Regions from separate parts of the Homo sapiens genome. Here region 2 is linked to region 1. A link is an interaction called in ENCODE POLR2A ChIA-PET data of the cell type or tissue named here. Cell type or tissue: MCF 10A. All regions are shown on one strand. Links, peaks and the distances in the headings refer to the core of each region. The heading gives the core; the rest is flanking DNA.

Region 1 (10,550 bases), core at 1,114-9,113:
CAAGCCACTCCCTCAGTATTTTCAAGAGTCTTGAGATGCCTGCTTCTCCTGCGCCCACTCATCCTTCCTGCCATGGCTGGTGTCTTCCTGCACCGAGTGTTGCCCCACTTGGCCACTGCCCCAGGGGACACGTGAGGCCTAGGATGTGCTTTGGCTGGCCATCACCAAGGTCTGCACCATGGAGGAAGGATGCAGCCAGCCGGGGGCCGCCAACAACGAGCACTTGAACATGAACTGCCACTGCTGTTCCAACCCCCAAGTCTCACCACCTGCTGTCCTTGCTCCCACAAAGGTCCATCACAGGTCGTTTCCTGTGCCCTCCCCCTCTAGTCTCCCCTTCCAATGTCTCATTCCTGCCCCCTCACTCCTTCCCCATCCAGGTTCCTGTGGCTGTTGACTGAGCACCCGGCACCCCTTTGTACTGCCCTCCTGTCCCTGCTTCAGCCCAGGCCTTACCTGGCTTCAGCCAGATCCCCATTCAGGTACACTGAGATATTTCAACCAGCAGAAGGGGCTGACACTTGTGTTATGTTCTGTTCCTCCGAGGGGAGGCTGAAGGGCAGCAGTGTGTTCATTTCCTGGGTAATAATGTTTTCTCACAACTAGATTTTATAACTTTGACCAACCCTTCCCCTGCCCTGACCTTCCCCCACTCTCCTGCCCCTCCCATCCCCGAAGGCTCACCTTCTTCTCCAGGCCTCAGGTTCTCTCTTCACAGAAATCCCTAGGTGGTGTGTGGTGAGGCATCGAGTCGGGCCACTCCAGGTCCCTACTCTTTTTTTTTTTTCCTTTTTTTGTGAGACAGAGTCTCGCTCTGTGGCCCAGGCTAGATGCAGTGGTGCAATCTTGGCCCACTGCAACCTCTGCCTCCCGGGTTCAAGCAATTTTCCTGCCTCAGCCTTCTGAGTAGCTGGGCACGTGCCACCATGCCTGGCTAATTTTTGTATTTTCAGTAGAGACGTGGTTTCACCATGTTGGCCAGGCTATATTCCAACTCTTGACCCCAGGTGATCCGCCTGCCTCGGCCTCCCAAAGTGCTGGGATTACAGATGTGAGCCTCGGTACCCAGCCAGGTCCTTACTCTTGAGTTTGAACAAACCCACTGGGCTGGGCCAAACCTGGGGCACAGGCTGGGGATAATTTGGCTGGGCTGGTCTGATCCCCCTTGAAACCTCTAGCTGGGTTTCACCTCTAGCTGGGTTTCCCAGGAAGTCTTGTCTACCTCCAGGATTTCCATGCACTGATGCCGCCCCAGGGATCCATGCCCCAGGATGCAAGGGACAATGGAATCAGAGACCATGCCTGGTGGCTCTTGTGCTGACCAGAACTGCCATCGTTGGCAGGTGTGGGCTTTCAATGGTGAGAGGTGTGAGAAGCCCCTGGGGGAGAGTGGGCAGCGCACAGTTCCCCAAACAGAATCTTTCCAGATTTGTCTTCCCCACTGCATACCAGTCCCTCAAGGATGGAGTCCATACATTATGCGGGGGCGGCCCTTTGGGCCTCTGGGCCTCAAGCTTTCTAGGTCTCACCTGTTGCCCCAGGGCTCTGAGGAGCCCAGTCAGGCCAGCTGGAAAGGTCCAGAGAGACCATTTCTCTGACAGTGGCATCCCCACTCCTCTCCCAGGGGCAGAAAGCCCCTCTCCAACCCCCATGACAGATGGCACCCAGACTCTGCTTGGCCACTCCCGGGGATGGGTACTCATGACCTCCCAAGGCAGCCCCCTCTTGCTGGGGTAGCTGGGATGATTGAAGAGTTCAAAGTGGAGACTCCAACAAGCATTTATTGCTGGTCCCTCTGTGGGAGTGAAGAGGGGGTCAGGGAGCATAGCTGTGGATGTCTCCATGAGGGAGGGGGTGGGGCAGGGCTGCCTGTTTGGGGTGAGGCCCAGGATCCTGGGGAAAAGGCCCAGGCCTAGGAAGCCAGGGATGGGATTTGAGTCTCTGCTCTGCCATTAACTCATCGTGTGGCCTTGAGGGAGTCCCTCCTCTCCCTGGGCCTCAGTTTCCACAAGTGTAAACTTTGGGGGCTGGGCTCGGGGACTTCTCAGGGCCCTGCCCCTGGCAACGGATGCTCTTCCGTGAGTCTATGAATAGCTGGCACAGAGGGATCGGGCCTTGGTCCACAGGGCTGGGCTGGCTTGAGAGTGCTCAGAGAATGAGCCCTGTGTGGGACAGGACAAGGTTCCCTTTCATTTCAAGAGGTCTTGGCAGCCGCCCAGGGCCCGCAGGCTCTCCCTCCTGCCAAGGTCAACCTGACCCTGACCTGGGGGGCATCACTGCCTGGGGCGGTTGGGGTCAGGCGCTGGCAACTTGGTTGAGAAGGAGCCCAGCACAGACGTTGACTCCCGTCCTCTGGGCTGGGGTCGGGGTCTGAGCAACATCAGCTCTGTGTGCCTTGTGTTTCTGACAGTGACCCAGAGCTCTTTCCCCCACCCCACTTTGGTGGTCCCTTGGAAAGACCCCCACTGGCCTTGGCATCAGGCACGTCTGGTATGGAATCCAGACCTGCCACTTACAGGCCAAATGACCTTGGGCAAGTCCTTGCCCCTCCTCATCTGGAAGTCAGTGACCGTAATTTCTACCTTGCATAGTTGCTGGGAAGATAAGGCCCACGAGCAAGCATCATGCGCGCAGCACACACTCCACGAAGAGTGGCTGCGATGATCATGACCAGACGCCCAGCTAAGCAGGGAAGGTGACAAGGAACTAGCCGGGACTCGGCTCTTCCTGCTGCCTCAGCCCTCTGTCTCTTGGTCTGTTTGTCCATCAGGGCATTGGGGGGTTCCAATTCTCAGGCTCTAAAATCTGCACAATTTAAAGTAGTCAAAACAAACTCCACTCACTCTATTTATGCTGAGAGGGAACAAGCTCCTGGCCGGGCCTAATGGGTTCCAGGTGTGCTCTGTGCCCTGCAGCGGCTGAACCGGCAGCAGTGGTGGTGGCTGTGACTGTGCCTGGCTGGCTGAGAAGACCCAGCTAGGCCAGTCCTCTCTAGCCCAGACCTCCAGCCTATGAAAACTGTAGAGCTGGAGCAGGCCCTACCCAGTATGGTGGGACAGATGTTAGCCTTGTGCTCAGAGGGCCTTGGGTTCAAAATCAGGAGGCGTTGTCCGCACGCCCAGCAGCACACACGGGGGGCTCCCAGACTCTCCTGCCTTTATCGCAACAGGTTCTGGGGCTGCCCAGACATTTTTCACAGATCTGTAAAACTCCCTTTCACAAGAGGTCGGCTGTGGAAGTGACCTCCCAGAGAGGCTCGGGAACCAGGTGGGAGCCCAGAGGGCATGAATGAGGTTTCTTTTATTACCATTATATATTAATTATCCTGTTATATAATCAGAGTGTCAGCTGTCATTTATTAATGGCCAGCCATGGGCCAGGTACTGTATTTGGTGCTTTCTATCCAGGATTCATTGAATGCTTACAGCCACACATGGAGATGACAGGCTAATGTCATCTCAAAGAACACAAAGGAACAGGAGGCTCAGGGATACCAGGAGCCTTGCCTGAGGTCACACAGTCAGGAACTGGCTGGAGTGGGACTTAGGCCCAAGGCTGTTTGATTCCCACGCTAAGGTCTGCTCACCATACTGGGCAGGCCTGTCTCAAGGGCCAGAGAGAGTGCATGTGTGTCAGTGTGAGGGTGGATGGGAGGATCTGGTTGGAAGCAGAGCAGGGAGTAATTTTTCCTTGAGTGACAATGCCAAATACCCATAAGGTGAGCGCACGACACCTTCCCCCATTCTAGCTGCACCCCCTCCCAGCACCCAGTCCTCCTAGTCCCAAGCCTGGGCCCTGTTCTGCTACCTGGGTGAACAACCTCTCCCTCGGCCTCCTTACCACCTCTGGACCAGGCCAGCCCAAACTCTGCCCCAGGAAATGGAGGGGACTGTTGGCATTGAGGCCACCATCAGATCACCCCACTTTCGCCCATATCAGCTGGGCCCTCCAGGACAGACTGGGCAGTCCACCGTTGGGGGAAGGCTGAAGATCCACTATGGAATCACAGATGGCGTGTGGGCACGATTGCAAGTGGGGTGCCTTGGCCCCATTCTTTGGGTAATTATTAGTAATAGTAATGTTTAGCCTCTGTAGTCTCAATAATCATCCCATACACACAGTGTCCTTACTGATGTAACTTCTCAAAGCACTGGGTACTTTCCTTCACACTGCTTACCAATTTGTTATTAGACACTTACACACATATTTTCTTGGTTAATTCTGCCCTCTCCCAGGGCTGCAAGCTCGAAAAGGACAGTTGGCTTTCAGCTGTATCCCCAGTGCCTGGCACAGTGTTGACACATAGTACAGGCCCCTGATAAATTGTGTTGAATGCACTTATGGATAAATGAGTGTAATGGAGTCAGCAGGAAGCTAAGAAGAGGTAGACAGGACTACGAAGCGGGAGGAATATGAGGATGAAGCTTCAGGAGTCTGTGGATGGAGCCGGGCTGGTAGGGCATATCCAATAGGGACAGGGAGGAGGGACACTGCACTCTTGGTGGCCCCTGGGAAGCCAGGTATGGTTCTGGCATGAAGGAGCTAAGCTGTAAGGCCCCTTCACCTGCCTGGAGCTGAACCGTGGCCTCCTGCAGGTCAGGAATCAGAGGAAGCCTGTGGATGAAGCCCTCTCTTGTATCTCCAGACTTTTGCAACCCAGAAGAGCCACCACCCCAGGAGACTTTTGCAACCCAGAAGAGCACTTTCTCCCCTCCCACCAATACTCTCAAGAGGGGATTCTGGAAGGACCTCAGTATTTAGGCCATTTTAGCGAGGAGGCCGTGGAGAAGGGACCTGATTACTCAGGTTGCAGAATGGAATGCTCCTCAGCCTGCATCCCCTTTCCCTCCTGTCTCTAGAGTTGTTCAGTGCATGACCCTCTCTCAACCAATCTCTACTCCTTAGCCCAGTGTTCTTGGGATGGTGGAAAGGGAAGGCGTTTTGGAGTCAGAAAGATCTGGGTTCAAAACCAGCTCTTCCACTTTCTACCTGAGAGACCCTGGGCACACTTAGCTTCTCTAAGCCTCAGTTTCCACATCTCTAGAATGGAGAAGATAGTGCCCACTTTGCAGTGTGGCAGCTATCCCAGTGCCCGGCACCACACAGGCACTCACTGATCACCTGACCTCTCATTCCTGCTCTCACCAACTGGCTGTGTGACTTTGGGCAGGACTCATTACCTCTCCCTGTCTCAGCTTCCTCATCTCAAAGACAGGGTTGGATCCCACAGTCTTGAAGGCCCCTTCTAGCTCTGACTTGCTCGGTTCTATTCTGAGCAGGGAGCCCCACCTCTGGGGAGGGGGAATACGAACATTCTTTCAGCACAGATTCAACCCAGGCACATGCTTGCCCAGCCCCATCCCTCACATTTAGCCTGTAGCTATTGCCACATGGGCCGCACCCTTGGCACTGCCCTGCTCCCCCCACCCCCGCCTCACTCGCCAGGGCCACAGGTGGGTGGGTTGTTCTTGTGGAACTGAAGGAGCCTGAGAGGACAGACGAAGAGGGTGGGAGAGAAGAGGAAAGAGTGGAGGGGCTGCGGGGGTAGCCAGGTGGGAAGGGCGGGGCTTTGAGCCTGGTAGAATGCTAGCTCTGTCACTTTCTAGCGGTGTATGTCCTTGGGCAAGCGGCTTTAACCTCTTAGAAACCTGTTTCCTCGTTTATGAGCTAATAATAATAACAATTTTTTAAAAACCCATTAGATCGCAGTGAGGATTAAATGAAAGAATATCTGTCAAGTGCCTGGCACTGTAGCGTTCTGTTCTGGGGTGGGGGGAGGCAGGCACCTACACCCTTCCCTCGACCCGGGTAGGGGGAAGTTCCACGAAGGCCCGTGGGGGCGCCTTGGCCACCTTCCCGCAGGCGAACCCGAGCCAGAGAGGCCCACAGTCCTCGCCGCAGCCGGAGCCACCTCCCGAGGGCTGTCGGTCTGGGGTCCTTGGCCCGGGAGCCCCAGCCCGCAGAGCAAGGGGAAGGCTGCGGCCCGAGCCGGCCCCCGACCCACCCGCCCCGCCTCGGCCTCGTACAAGCACCTTTGATCTGCAACCTTCAGGGGGATTAAGAGCCTGAGAGCCCCCCTCCCCGGGGTACCCCGCTCCCCAACGCCCTCCCTCCGGGCTGACCTCCCAGTCTGCCGCCCGGGCCGGGGGCCGGCTCCGCCGCCGGTGGTCCCCGCCGCTCCTGGCGGCCGCACCTCCGGGCAGGCCACTTGGATTACAGGGGCAGCAGCCGCGGCTGGCGGCTTCGGGGAGCCCCGGGGCTGGGGCCCGCGGGCGGGGCGGGAGGGGAGGCTGGGGGCGGCGGGCCCCTCCTGGCCATTTTGGCCGGGGAATCTGTGTAAAGTGTTTAAAAAGAAAAACTCTCCGGAGGAGGACGTAACCTTTTCTTAACATCTGGGGCTCAATTAGCTAATGACAGCAAAGCCTTCTCCGGTGTCGCTGACCCCTGGGCGGCAGCCCAGCTCCCCCACCCCCGGTATTTATACAGCTGCGGCCCCTCGCTGGGACGGGGGGCAGGGGGCTTGACTGGGTTATCTCTGCGGAGATCCGCCGCCCACCCCAAAAAGGAGAAAGAAAAGGCTTAGCACACGGTCCCACCCACCGCCCCTCGATCCTCCTTGTTGCCCCTCGGTCCTCCTCGTCGCCCCTCACTCTTTCCCTCTCTCCAGCTCTTGGCGCTGCCTCTGCTTTCCTGCCCCTGGGCTTCTCTCCTCTCCCTCTCCCCCATTTTCTACTCTTCCTCCTTTCTGCTCCTCTCCACTTCTCTTTTTTACCTCTCCCTCTCCCCTTTCTCCCGTTTCTTCTTCATCTCTGTTTTGTCTCTTGTTCCTGCCCAGCTTTCTCACTCCTCCCTCTCTCTCCCCCTGCTCTCCTCCCCTTCTTGCCCACCACCCCCTTGCCTGCCTGTCTCTCTTTTCGCCCCTCTTTCTCTGTCTTTTCTCTCTCCCTGGCGGCCTCCCCTCTCTTTCTGACTCTCTGAATAGCTCCCTTGTTCCCTCTCTGTGTTCCTGTCTATCCCTCTCATTCTAGTGCTTCCTCCCCACCTTTGTCTCTCCCTGTCTCAACCTCTGAATGCCTGTCTGTCCTCCCAGAGGTGTGTCCTACCCTGGCTGCCAGGCAAATACCCCCAGGGGAGCAGACCTATTGCTGGGCCACCTCCGGACCAAGCATCCTTTCCCGCTGAGTTGGGCAGGCCTGTGGCTGGGCACTGCAGGGCTGACTCCGGATCCTGGGTGTGGGAGGTGTGGGAGAGCTGTGTTTAAGGCTCTCCATGGCTAGAGCCAGAGGAGATCCCCAGGGGCTTCCCTAGAACCCTCCACTCCAGCTGGTGGAACCTCGCCTTCCCTGGAGGCTCCTTCCCTGCCACTCCACCCATCCCCAACTCCCCCAACACCCCGTGCCTGGTATTTTGAAGCCCGGCACAAGTGCAGAGACACACTTTCCTCTTTATCCTCCCTGAGCGCAGTTAGAACAGGCTGGAGTCCCTTAAAAAAATTCACCAATATTAAGAAAAAAGTGATAAGCTCAGAAACTATAAATAGCACAAAATAGTCATGTCCAAGGGCAGCGCAGAGCAGCAAAGAGCACACAGTTTGGAATGAAAGGAGCTGGATTCAACTACTAACTCCATGGTTTAAACAGTTCTGCCATCTCCAGGGAGTCATTTGAGCCTCAGTTCTGTCATCTATAAAATGGGCATAATAATCGTTATTAAACAATATTGAAACATTGTGTTCTTTCATTAAGGCATTTACTTTTTGTTTTCCTGGGGAAAATCTTGGACTCTGATTTTTCCAGGATACAGCTGTGTTCCAAAATTCTACCTCCTTCTCCTCCAAATACACTTGAAGCTCTCGCACCATTGCTGACCCCTCTTATCTAAGGGTGAAGGCTTTTCGCAGAAAAACGCAAACATAGGCAACATTTGCAAACAATGGGTTGAGGGGGAAGGCGATCCTAGAGCTCCTGAAACCTTTGGTTGATGCTGGGTGGGACCCTGGGCTCACTGCGGCGGGTGCTTTGTGAATCCTCACAACAACCAAACGAAAAGGGTCCTGACGTCCTGTTTTACACTTGGGGAAACGGGGAAGCAATTGTCCAAGGACCACAAAGCGGACTAGGAACCCAGGGTCTCGCCTCTAGAGCTTTGGGGAAGTGGGGGTTTCTCCCAGCGGGTAAGGGGTAGAAGCAAGGTAGGTGGCTTGGAAACGTTCAGTAGTCGGACCTGGGCCACGGAGGGCACAGCGGCCACTCTTTCTGAGAGGCAGAGGTCGGTGGGCTCCACCCTCCCACTCCGAGCCGGCCTGACCCTCGGTGCAGGCGGAAGGGGGGCCGCGGGGAGCGGAGGACGGTGCCGAGGCCTCGCTGCTGCTGCAGCGCCCCCGCCCCGCGTCGCCTCCCAGCCCTGGCTCCCAGTGCTCCGGGCTTGCTGACGGTACAGGGTGGACAGCCCCGAGACATTTTCATCAGATCTCGTCTCCCGCAGCCCAGCGCTGCTGCCGGGGGTCGGACAGGGCCGATCCCAGCACCCCTCCCCCGAGCCCTGGCTGGGCGAGAAACCGAGATGGTGGCTGCAGAAACCGGAGCCCCCGCGCCGGGGCGACCGCGAGGGGCCGAGGCCTTTGAGAGCGCTGCCGCCCCTTGCCAAGGTCAATCAAACCCTCCCACGCTCCGGAGGCGCGCGCTGCGTGCTCTAGGCAGCGGGGATTGGGGCCGGAGGGGCGCGTCCCGGCGGGGCCGGGCGAGGGTGGGTGGGGGGTCTGGCCTGGGGGGCGCCTCCCGCCCCCTCTTGGGGAAGGTGCTCGGAGACTCCCGGGCCCTGGGCGGAGAGTGTGGGGAGGCTGGGCTAAAGGCAGAGACCCAGGCCGAGGGCTCTGACCCACCCAAGAGGAAATAGCTACTAATTAGGGACGGGACGTTTTTATGCTAATATGCACCTGGCTGGGCTTTTCTGGAGGCTGAGAAAGTGTGGAGTGGAAGGGAAGAAGTTCCGGAGAGCGGGAAACTTCCGGAAGCACTTGATTCCTGGATAAAAGACAACTCTTGCTCTCCTGCTCACCCGCTGTGTGGCCTTGGGGAAGTTACTTAGGGACGTGTAGGAGCTTCAGTTTCCTCCTCTGAAAAAGAGAGAACACGGTCAAGTTTCTTCCCAAGCTCAGTCACTCTGTCAGCAAAAAGATGGAAAGCCAGCCCTCGGGTGGCTCTTGGAGGATGGAAAGGGGACAGAATTGTGGGAGGTGTGCGTCGCGGGACAGAGTCCTAGGAGAGCCGGGTGCACACTGTCAAGGGCCTGCGACTGTCTTCACTGTTGCCCAGAGGTGGAGAGTGGGCAGTAGAGGGAGGTCGAACAGAGGTCCTCCGATTGTTGGACGGAGTGTCAGGAGGTGCTCCGCTGTAAAAGAAAATGGGAGGTGGATGGGGAGTAGTGTAGAGGAGTGGGTATTCTATGGTGGGACCGACTTGAGCTTAATCATAGAGTTGGGGTGGAGGGGAGGGTGGGTTGAAGATGCCAAGGAGAGAAAAGGGAGATGACTGATTGAGTCAAGTCCTGAAGAAGGCCTAGTGGGTGGGAGCCAGGCAGGGTGCAGGTTGGAAGAAGTAGGAGACAGGTTGGAAGTGGGGAGGAGGAAGGGGAGAGGAGGAAGTGGTGGAAGAGGAGACGAAGAAAGAAGGGTGAAATTCAGGGTATTTTGAAGGGAGGGAACACCCTCCATTGGCCTTACTCAACTCAGCTCAGTATTGGAGGAGGCCTCGGTGTTCTTCACAGACTAAAGAACCAAGAGCAGATTTGGGCTGGGCACAGTAGCTCATGCCTGTAATCCCAGCACTTTGGGAGGCCGAGGCGGGCAGATCACCTGAAGTCAGGAGTTAGAGACCAGCCTGGCCAACGTGGAGAAACCCCATCTCTATTAAAAATACAAAAATTAGCCAGGCATGGTGGCGCACACCTATAGTGCGAGCTACTTGGGAGGCTGAGGCAGGAGAATTGCTTGAACCCAGGAGGCGGAGGTTACAGTGAGCCGAGATCATGCCACTGCACTCCAGCCTGGGCGACAGAGTGAGACTACATCTCAAAAAAAAAAAAAAAGAGTGCATCTGGAAGAATCCACCATGGAGACTCAAGCAGGAGTAGGGTAGGTTGGACAGAAAGGGCTGATGAGCAGGGCTGCCACTGAGGGTGGGTTACAGGAATTTGAAAGCAAAGTAATAGAAACCTTTGAGCTCATGGGAAAGGGAAGGCGCTTACTGAGATTGACTTGGGATTCATGGTCTCACTGAATTCTCACCACCCAGTGTGGTCTGTGTTATTTCCATTTTACAGATAGAGAAACTGAGGGTCGGAGCAGTAAAGAACCTTGCCCAAGATCATTCAGCTAGTGATAATGAGATGAAAGAATGGTTTGAACCCAGGTCTGTCTGCTCCCAAAATGAGGCTGCTTCCTGTGGGGTCCTCTGGGCAAGAGTCCTGACCCTGGGGCCTTGGCAGTCCTTCCCTCCCTGGGTGTGGCCATCCTGGGAGCACTGACCCGTTTGGCTGGAAGGAAGGGGCTG
Region 2 (9,409 bases), core at 1,253-9,252, 150 kb after region 1:
GCCCTCATCCTCAACGGCTGCCTCTGCCAAGGCCCTGGAGCTACAGAAAGCAAGACCAGTGCCTGAGTGCAATAAATGCTTTTATTAGTCCTTTTATTAATGACGGTTGGTATTTGTTGAGAAGCTGGGACAATAGTTATTCCAGTAAGAGGATATTAAGCTCCCTCAAACAGGCCCTGTATATCTAACAGGCTCTGGCCCCCAGCCTCCCCTGACGCAGCTCTGTTACACTGCAGCACACCCCTGGCCTCCCAGCAACTCCAAGAAGGGAGAGGAGGGATGGGGGAGGTAGGGATAATCTGGTGTCATTAAACACACAGGCCTTTGTGGAGGTTACCGTACACCAACAGCAGGAAGCTTTTTCTTCCTTCTGAGAGCATAGGGAGCCTATGTGATTTTGTTTTTTTTTTGTTTGTTTTGGTTTTTTTGTTTTTTGCTACCCCTGTGCTCCTGGCTATTTTACCTCCAGAGCTGCTGGTGATAAGTTGGTAAAGGAGGACCTCCTTAAACCATTTGTTAAACCATTTGAGACTGTTCCTAGTACTTGTTTTAAGCTATTTTACATGATTTTTAATGTAATAAACACATTTATAATACTATGTGGTGGCAATGTTCTGAGTGCTTTTCAAATACTAATTTATTTAATACTCATAACGTCTCAATGAAGTAGGCACTATACTTATCCTTATTTTATAAATGAGGAAATGAGGCCCAGAGAGGTTAAGTGACTTGCCCAAGGTCACACAGCTGATAAGTAACAGAGTTAAGGTCTAGAGACGCAGTTGTCTCTAGAGTCTATGCTTTTTATCCGAAATTTCAAAACTGAGTCTGAAAAGAACTGGGAAATATTGCCTAAATTCACAAGCTTTATTGCTTTACCAAAAGGAATTAGATATTCTCATGTAGGGGATGGTATAATAAATTATAATAGAGTTCCCCCAGAATCAGAGCATCTCTGAGATGAAAGCGTCCTTGAAGGTCATCAGATCTAATCCTCTGACGAATACAAGAATACTCTCTGCAGCATCCCTGATACGTGATCCTTCAGCTTTTGGCTGAATATCTCTAGTGTCAGGGAGCTCATTACCTAATCCAGCAGACCATCCCAACTTCGGGCTGTTCTCACTGTTAGAAAAGAAAGCTCTTGGCCGGGCGCAGTGGCTCAAGCCTGTAATCCCAGCACTTTGGGAGGCCGAGGTGGGCTGATCACGAGGTCAAGAGATCGAGACCATCCTGGCCAACATGGTGAAACCCTGTCTCTACTAAAAATACAAAAATTAGCTGGGCATGGTGGCGTGCTGTCTGTAGTCCCAGCTACTCAGGAGGCTGAGACAGGAGAATTGCTTGAACCTGGGAGGCAGAGGTTGCAGTGAGCCAAGATCATGCCACTGCACTCCAGCCTGGTGACAGAGCGAGACTCTGTCAAAAAGCAAGCAAGCAAGCAAGCAAGCAAGAAAGAAAGAAAGAAAGAAAGAAAGAGAAAGAAAGCTCTTTTCTTTCTCCAGCTGGACTGAAATTTAGCTCCCTTTAACTTAAATGGACCAGCTTTGTCTTCCAGAATTGGGTGGGCAGCAGGGCAGGGGAAGCCTTATCCCTTTTGTATAGGGCAGTCCATAAAGTGCTGAAAAATAATTTTTTTTTTTTCAGACGGAGTCTCTCTCTGTCACCCAAGCTGGAGTACAGTGGTGTGATCTTGGCTTACTGCAACCTCTGCCTCCCGGGTCCAAGTGTTTCTCCTGCCTCAGCCTCCCGAGTAGCTGGGACTACAGGTGCTCACCACCACGCCCAGCTAATTTTTGTATTTTTAGTAGAGACGGAGTTTCACCATGTTGGCCAGGCTGGTCTGGAACTCCTGACCTCAAGTGATCCACCTGCCTCAGCCTCCCAGAGTGTTGGGATTATAGGCATGAGCAACTGTGACTGGCCTGAAAAATAGCTTTCATGTCTCCCTTAAATCTTTTTTTCTCTTCTGGCTTAAACTTCCTTAGTTCTTTCATGGCCATGGTCTTCATTTGTTTTTTTAATTTCCAGATTCTCAGATTCTCCATCTCCCTGTTTCCACCTCTCTCTGAAGCACCAGAGCTCATCAGTGTTCATTTTAAAGCGATGTAGGGGCCGGGTGCGGTGGCTCACGCCTGTAATCCTAGCACTTTGGGAGGCCAAGGCAGGTGGATTGCCTGAGTTCAGGAGTTCAAGAACAGCCTGGGCAACACAGTGAAACCCCGTCTCTAATAAAATACAAAAAATTAGCCGGGCGTGGCGGTGTGCGCCTGTAGTCCCAGCTACTCGGGAGGCTGAGGCAGGAGAATTGCTTGAACCCGGGAGGCGGAGGTTGCACTGAGCTGAGATCGTGCCACTGCACTCCACCCTGGGCGACAGAGCGAGACTCTGTCTCCAAAAAATAAAAAAATAGAGTGATATAGGAATGAAACACGGCACATCAGGTGTGGTCCTGCAATGCTGAGTGCAGGATCATCACCTCCCTTATCTCCCTTGTTCATATTCTACATTTCCAATGATGCAGCCTAAACTTGCCTTAGGTTTTTTGACTCTTGACTCACAATGAGTTTGCAATCAATGTGTAGCACTTTTAGCTTCTTTTTCCAAATTCTGAATTTGTACAGCTGTGCTGGGTTTTTTTGTTTGTTTTTTAAGCCCAAGGGTGGGACTTCACATTTACTGCTGATAAATTTCATCTTGTTAAATTCAGTTCCTTGTTGTAACCTATCAAGGCGGACATGGAACCTTATTCTGTTACCCTATTTTATGATTTCCTACTTGATTTTGTATCATCTGAAATTTTGATAAATATGCCACCTGTGTTCCCATTCAGGTAGTCACTAATTGTTTTTAAAGCTGGATAGGAAAATTTTCCGAGGTTGGGTTTATGGAGGAAGATGAGGCCAAGCGAGAGTGACTCTGAAGGAAAGATTTCTGTTTGGATGGATCTGAGTGACGACGAGCGCTGTGCACCTCTGGGGGTGTGAGCGGCTGGGTAACCAGGTAAAGTCTCCCATGGCATCATGCCTGCGTCAGAGCCTGTGACCCATGACGAGGCCGGAAGGCAAATACTGATAGCGCCCAGTTCATAGAGCTGATTGTTTCCTATATCCTCTGCTGACAAGTGTTGAGGGTGTGAAATAGAGGATATCATAAAATAGAAGCAAGGCCCATTGTGAGGCGACAAACAGGACTTTCAGATCAGAAAAAGCCAGGTGCTTGCTGTCAGCATCAAGACCTCCAGAAGTAAAAAAGAAGACATTCTTGGAGCAAAAGTAGAATGGACAAAAAAAGTGCTTTAGCACACTGCTTGGAGTTTGAAAACATTTTTCTCCACTTAAACAACCCTTCTGTCATTCCTTAGAGGTCATACCTGAAAGCCAAAGAATCAGGCTGAGGCCACATCATTGGGGTTGACAGCAGGGGTTCTCAGTTTATCCCCAGGGGTACTGGAAATGAATTGAATGTTGCAATCTTGCTACCGCGGGGCCTGTAAAGCACTCAGCCCACTCCCCACCCCGAGCACCCAGGGAGAATATTTTTAGCTGTCTTTGTAATACCCACGCAAATTGTTCTCCTCCTTGTCCACTTCAACCCAGTCTCTTATTTTCTAGTTCCCACCCCTTCTTCACGCCACCTCCCCATTCCACCCCCCAGGCCAGGAGTCTGGAATGCTATGGTGTTCCAGGCCCCTGAGTCAGGTGCAGCTGCAGGGACCAAGGTAGGTTTTGGCACCTGGGGAGAGGGGCAATTCTTGATGGCTGAGACTAATGGGATTTCCAAGACAGTCATGAAGCAGAGATAGAACCAGTGCCCAAGTCTAGGTAGGACAAGCCAGGAAGGATGTACTGGAGAGCGCCTGGGGCCAAGAGGGAGCCCGTATCTGGGGCAGAACAGAGCCATGGACACTGAACGGATGAGCAGGCAGTGCCTTGTGCGCAGCTCTTCTGGCCACAGGCAGGGCATGCGTCTAGGGCATAAGGGCCAGGCCAGGGGAGAATGTCCTCAGCTGTATGACTCCCTGGCTCCACACTCTGGCCTTGATGCAACTTCAGATTCTCCTACTCCAGTAATGCACTGGAACCTGCTTTGTCGATTTGCTGAACTCGATGCACACACCTACTCTCAACTCAGTAGGTTCTTCCCTCCCTTCAAAGGGCCTGTGATCATGGTAAGAGACATTCCTGCCACCTACCTTAGCCCATTGGTGCCCCACTAGGGGGACCACCTCACCCGGCCTCCCTGCTTGGCTGGGGCAGGGGCTGCTGGACACTTAACTCGGCATCAGGCACCATGCCCATTGAGACCTGAGCTCAGACAAACAGAAGGAGGCCAGCCTCCAAAGGATGGAAACCACTTATCTGCACAGAGCCAACATTTCCATTAATTTAGTACACTGAGACCTTTTTTCAGTGAAGTATTTAAAAAGAAGATGAGGCCGGGTGCGGTGGTTCATGCCTGTAATCCCAGCCCTTTGGGAAGCTGAGGCGGTTGGATCACCTGAGGTCAGGAGTTCAAGATCAGCCTGGCCAACATGGTGAAACCCCGTCTCTACTAAAAATATAAAAATTAGCTGGGCGTGGCTGTGCATGCTTATAATCCCAGCTACTCTAGAGGCTGAGGCAGGAGAATTGCTTGAACCTGGGAGGCGGAGGTTGCAGTGAGGGGAGATTGCGCCACTACACTCCAGCCTAGGTGGCAGAGTGACACTTGGTCTCAAAAAAAAGAGAAAGTGAATAGAATCTGTTTTTTGGCTGTGTACGTTAAGGAGGCACACAAGCAAACTCCTAAGGTTTGTCTGATTGAATATTTCACTTTACAGTGTATCTTCAGGTCACACCAATCCAGTCTCTGGCAGACCACTGGTGTTACAAGGCCATAGGCCTTATTTTAAATTATTATTATTTTCTATTATTAAGCAAATTCTTATTTAATAATAGAAGCAAATAAGTGGTCTGATTCTTTCAGGCCTAGGCTTGTGAGCCTGTGTTAATTTGCATGGTTGAGTTATTCATGCTGTATTACAATCTAGTCTATCAATTTCTTTTTTTTTTTTTTCAAGACAAAGTTTTGCTCTTGTCGCCCAGGCTGGAGTGCAATGGCACGATCTCGGCTCACTGTAACTCTGCCTCCCAGGTTCAAGTGATTCTTCTGCCTCAGCCTCCCGAGTAGCTGGGACTATAGGCACGTGCCACCACTCCCGGCTAATTTTGTATTTTTAGTAGAGATGGGGTTTCACCATGTTGGCCAGGTTGGTCTCAAACTTCTGACCTCAGGTGATCCACCCGCCTCAGCCTCTCAAAGTGCTGGGATTACAGGCTTGAGCCACCATGGCTGATCTAGTCTATCAATTTCCTACACATTTTCCCCTCCAGATTGTCATTAATACAGAGTAAATTAAAACTCTAAACCCGGGGGTGGGGAAAGGGGGTTAGAATGGGATTTGAGAACTGAAGGATGATCTCTCTACATCTTGCCCCAGTGTCCTGGACCCCAAGAATAGAAGAAAGCAGACATTGCCGCTCACCACTCACTGTTCTCAACTCTAGAAGGAGAGGAAAATGGGAAGATAGCACAGATAAACACACCAACTCCACCCAAATGACTCAAGTGAAGGCGCGTCTCAGAGTCTTGTGTTTTTCTGAAACTCAAGGCCTGCACAAGGAGGAGAGCTGTCCAGCTGCCTGTGCTCGAATGGGAACTTCATAAATCTCCAGAAAGCCCCTGACCCCTTCTCTTTTCACTCTGGCTCTATTTCCTTCTTTGCTGAGGTCCCCATTTGTCAAAGCAGAAGGGAATTACATCAGTCAGTTTTGAATCAGTCAAAACAGAAGTAAGTGGACAGCCTTCTTTGGAAAGGAAGAAACAGTGGTGGGATTTTTTTTCTAACCACCCTCGACTTATTAGGCAGCACAAAGCATGCTAGAGAAGGGTAGCCAGGAGTGTAAAGTACATGAAGCGGCAGCAATATGAACACTGGATGGAAAAGGGGCTGGGTAGGAAAGCAAGGGCTGGGACTCAGCCTCATGGTTCTCCCTCTCCCCCTGCAGGTGAGAAGAGACAAGTTGAGAGTCAGAAACAGCAGCTTAGGGATGCGCAGGTGTGAATATGTGTGGCTGCTGGGGTGCACATGCACACACTGATGCAAGTAGTAAGTACTGTGTGAGCAAAATTGGCTTCAACAGAAAGGAGTCCAGGGTAAGAAAGAAAAGGTGGATGAAGTAGAACCAGAAAATACGCTGGGGCCAGGAGCAGTGGCTCATGCCTGTAGTCCCAGCACTTTGGCAGGCTGAGGCGGGAGGACAGCTTGAGCCCAGGAGTTTAAGACCAGCCTGGGCAACAAAATGAGATCCCTATCTCTACAAAAAATAAAAAAATTAGCTGGACATGGTAGCATGTGCCTGTGTTCCCTGCTATTTGGGAGGCTGAGGCAGGAGGATTGCTTGAATCCAGGAGATTGAGGCTGCAGTGAGCTGTGTGATCATGCCACTACACTCCAGCCTGGGCAACACAGAGAGACCCTGTCTCAAAAAAAAAAAAAAGAAAAGAAAAAGAAAAAGGAAAGAAAGAGAGAGAGAGAGAGAGAAAGGAATAAAGAAAAAGGAAGAGAGAAAGAAAGAAAAAATAAGGAGAGGGAGAGAAAGAAAGAAGAAGGAGGGCAGAAAGGAAAAAGAAGGAAAGAGAAAGAAGGAAAGAAAGAAGGAAAGAAAAGAAAGAAAGAAGAAAGGAAGAAAAGAAAAAGAGAAAGAAGGAAAAAGAAAAAGAAAGAAAAAAGACAGAAAGAAAAAGATATTCTGGGCAGTAATAATGATAATGATAACAATAACCATTAAGGAAAATAATTGATGAACATATGCTGCATCCATTCATTCTATATATACAGCATGTTCTAGATGCTGAGGAAATGGCAGGAAATAAAGTGTCTGCCTTCGTGGAGCTTATGTTCAGGTGTAATATATGTCAGGCATGTTACACACATTATTGCATTTATGGACCATATGAAGTGATTTCTATTATCCCCATCCTTAAAATGGTGAAACCGAGGCACAAAGAATATTCAATAACTTGGTTGAGTCTCACAGACACAACCGAGTAGCGGAGCCAAGATTTGACCCAAGTCTGCCGGACCCCAGAGCCCTTGCCTCTGACCCCTCTAGCGGGACACATCACCCCTCGCTGGCAGGAGCACACGGATGGTGCCTGTTCGGGCGTTCAAAGGGACAGACACTCTACCAAGACCACAGAGGTGTCCTAGAGCAGGGGGCATGTCGCAGAGGACCAAGACGTCCCACTTTCTCTGTGATTCGAGCATGTGGGCCAACTCCTGTAACAGAGGGGTTCTGCATCTCTCTCATCTTTCTCTCATTCTTCTCTCTGTATTTTTTTCATGTCCTGAGCTAAAGCCCCACTTGTCCTGCCTTAGTTATTAGAACTTGTTAGAAAGACCATTCTCCCTCCTGGAACCTCCGTCTATCCGTCTGTTAAAAAGCAGGATTGGATTAGTTGGTGTCTGAAATCTCTTCTGGCTCTAGAATTCTGTTATTATGGGGAAAATTCCATTTTGGTATTTCCTCCCCTCCCCTGACCAGGTGCCTCTTCTGGAGAGAATCCTCAGCTCAGCGGATGTTCCGAAAGAGGTGAATGCCCAGGGGAGCCTTTCCCACACTGGTTCTAAGGATTCCCTTGCAAGGATCCTCTGATTTTCTATGGGACCTTTCCTTTTGGGAAACAAGAGTCCTTGAGAGCCTGCAGCTCCAGAGAGAAGCAAGCCTGGGCTTGGCCTCTGGATGCAGAGGAGGGGCTGAAGTTGGGGGAGAGGCTGCTGCCGGTCAGGATGGAGCTAGTCCAGGCGCTTGCCTGTCCTCTTGGACGTACAGAGCTGGGGCAGTCCCAGAATAGTTCTAGAAAAAATGAGCCTGGGAGAAGTGGAAGGCAGTTGGGGCCAATCGGAGGCCCCAAAGTCAGCACCCAGGAAAGCAGGTACAGTTCAGGCTGCATGGAGGGTGGGTGGGGGGCACTCTGGGAGGATCCAGCGAAAACATCTGAGAGAGAAGGGACATGTTACCAAATGGTAACGTGCTACTCATCAAGGTGAGACGGGTCCCAGCTTTTCACCTTAACCCTGGCTCGCTTTGCATTGCCTCGTGGCCCTTCTGGCTGGTCAACCGTGCTAATGTGAGCTTTGTCAACTGGGAAGGTGACGCGGCCTCGTGTGATCCAGGCCGGCCCCGTGGCTAAATGCAGCCAGGGTCCCTGATAAGCTTAGGCAACTTATTAAGTTACACAGGAAAAGTCGAGATGGAATATTAATTCTGCACACCTCTTCTCTCTGCCCGGGGAACCTGCCTTCCTGGGTTTTGGTTTTCAAAGGCTGAAATAGATATGGAGATTTCGCACTTAATTAAAGGAGAAGTGTGCTCAATTCAAGTCTTTTCAAAACCATTTTGGTTCTGAGCTCAGTGGAGCCAGTGGAGACCCAGTCACCATCTGGCATGAAAGGTGTTAACTCGGAGTCTCCGGTCAACTCTAGACATCAGATCCAGAAACAAAGAGAATTAATTTCGGAGGCCCCCTCAGATGCCCCTCCTCTCCAGCCTGTAAGTTGAGAGCCTCTGTATTGACTTGCTAGGTATTAAAAAATTAGGTCTGAGAGGTCACCTGCGATGCAGAAGACCAGGTGCCAGAGCTCACCCAACAGGCCAGGATTATCTTATCAGCTAGGCTGATAAAACTCATGAAAGTCTGGCCATAAGGAACAAATATTTATAAGCCCAGCACTTTTCGGTCCACAGCAGATTAGGCACAAAGTGTGAGCAAGAGCAGAGGGGGGCTGCTTCCTGATCTGAAACTCCCGGGGTTCGTCCTGTCTCATTAAGGAGAATGCATGTTTGAAAGCTGAACTGTTTAGGGGACACTCTCTCCTCTATCACATGACTGCATGCCAGCCTGGTGAGGAGGAAACTATCTTTACCTCCATTTTACAGTTGAGGACACTGAGGTTCAGGGAGGTCAAGTGACTTGCCCATTCGCTCAGCTAGGAAGTGGAAGTTGAACACAAGTATTCTGACTCCAGGCCTGTGTGCTTTCCACAGGCCGGTGGTGGCCTGGACTGGATCTCACTTGACTGTCCTGTAAGTCAGCAGCTCCCCAGAAGGCCCCTTCATTGCCCTAGTCCCAGGGTCACAGGTCCAGCTCCCTTGGCAGAGGAGGCAGGACAGTATCTCATGAAGAGATAAAAAGAGTGACCCTCTCAGCTGGGCGTGGTGGCTCATGCCTATAATCCCAGCACTTTGGGAGTCCAAGGCGGGTGGATCACTTGAGGTCAGGAGTTCGAGACCAGCCTGGCCAACATTGGTGAAACCCTGTCTCTACTAAAAATACAAAAATCAGCCAGGTGTGGTGGTGAGCG

The links. ChIA-PET counts read pairs that join two places held together with the same protein. Peaks named below come from ENCODE experiments on the same cell type or tissue, not always from the same donor. Only the 100,000 strongest peaks of a DNase experiment are listed, where the experiment ranks them.
Region 2: POLR2A ChIA-PET joins it to region 1 with 16 read pairs; 4 of 35 experiments call an interaction of 5 or more read pairs at or near these places.

What each region holds. Positions count from the first base shown.
Region 1 is chr3:184,595,789-184,606,338 of GRCh38, forward strand. No RefSeq gene overlaps it. Among named protein-coding and RNA genes, the nearest start is that of EPHB3, 39 kb to the left of the region's middle. RefSeq lists a silencer at 1,973-2,267 and an enhancer at 7,826-8,558. In MCF 10A, for the core only: no CTCF peak of the experiment used is centred there; a DNase peak (open chromatin) is centred at 5,313.
Region 2 is chr3:184,742,686-184,752,094 of GRCh38, forward strand. No RefSeq gene overlaps it. Among named protein-coding and RNA genes, the nearest start is that of LINC02069, 26 kb to the right of the region's middle. RefSeq lists an enhancer at 3,484-3,985. In MCF 10A, for the core only: a CTCF peak has its summit at 6,042 (motif pointing left); a DNase peak (open chromatin) is centred at 6,036.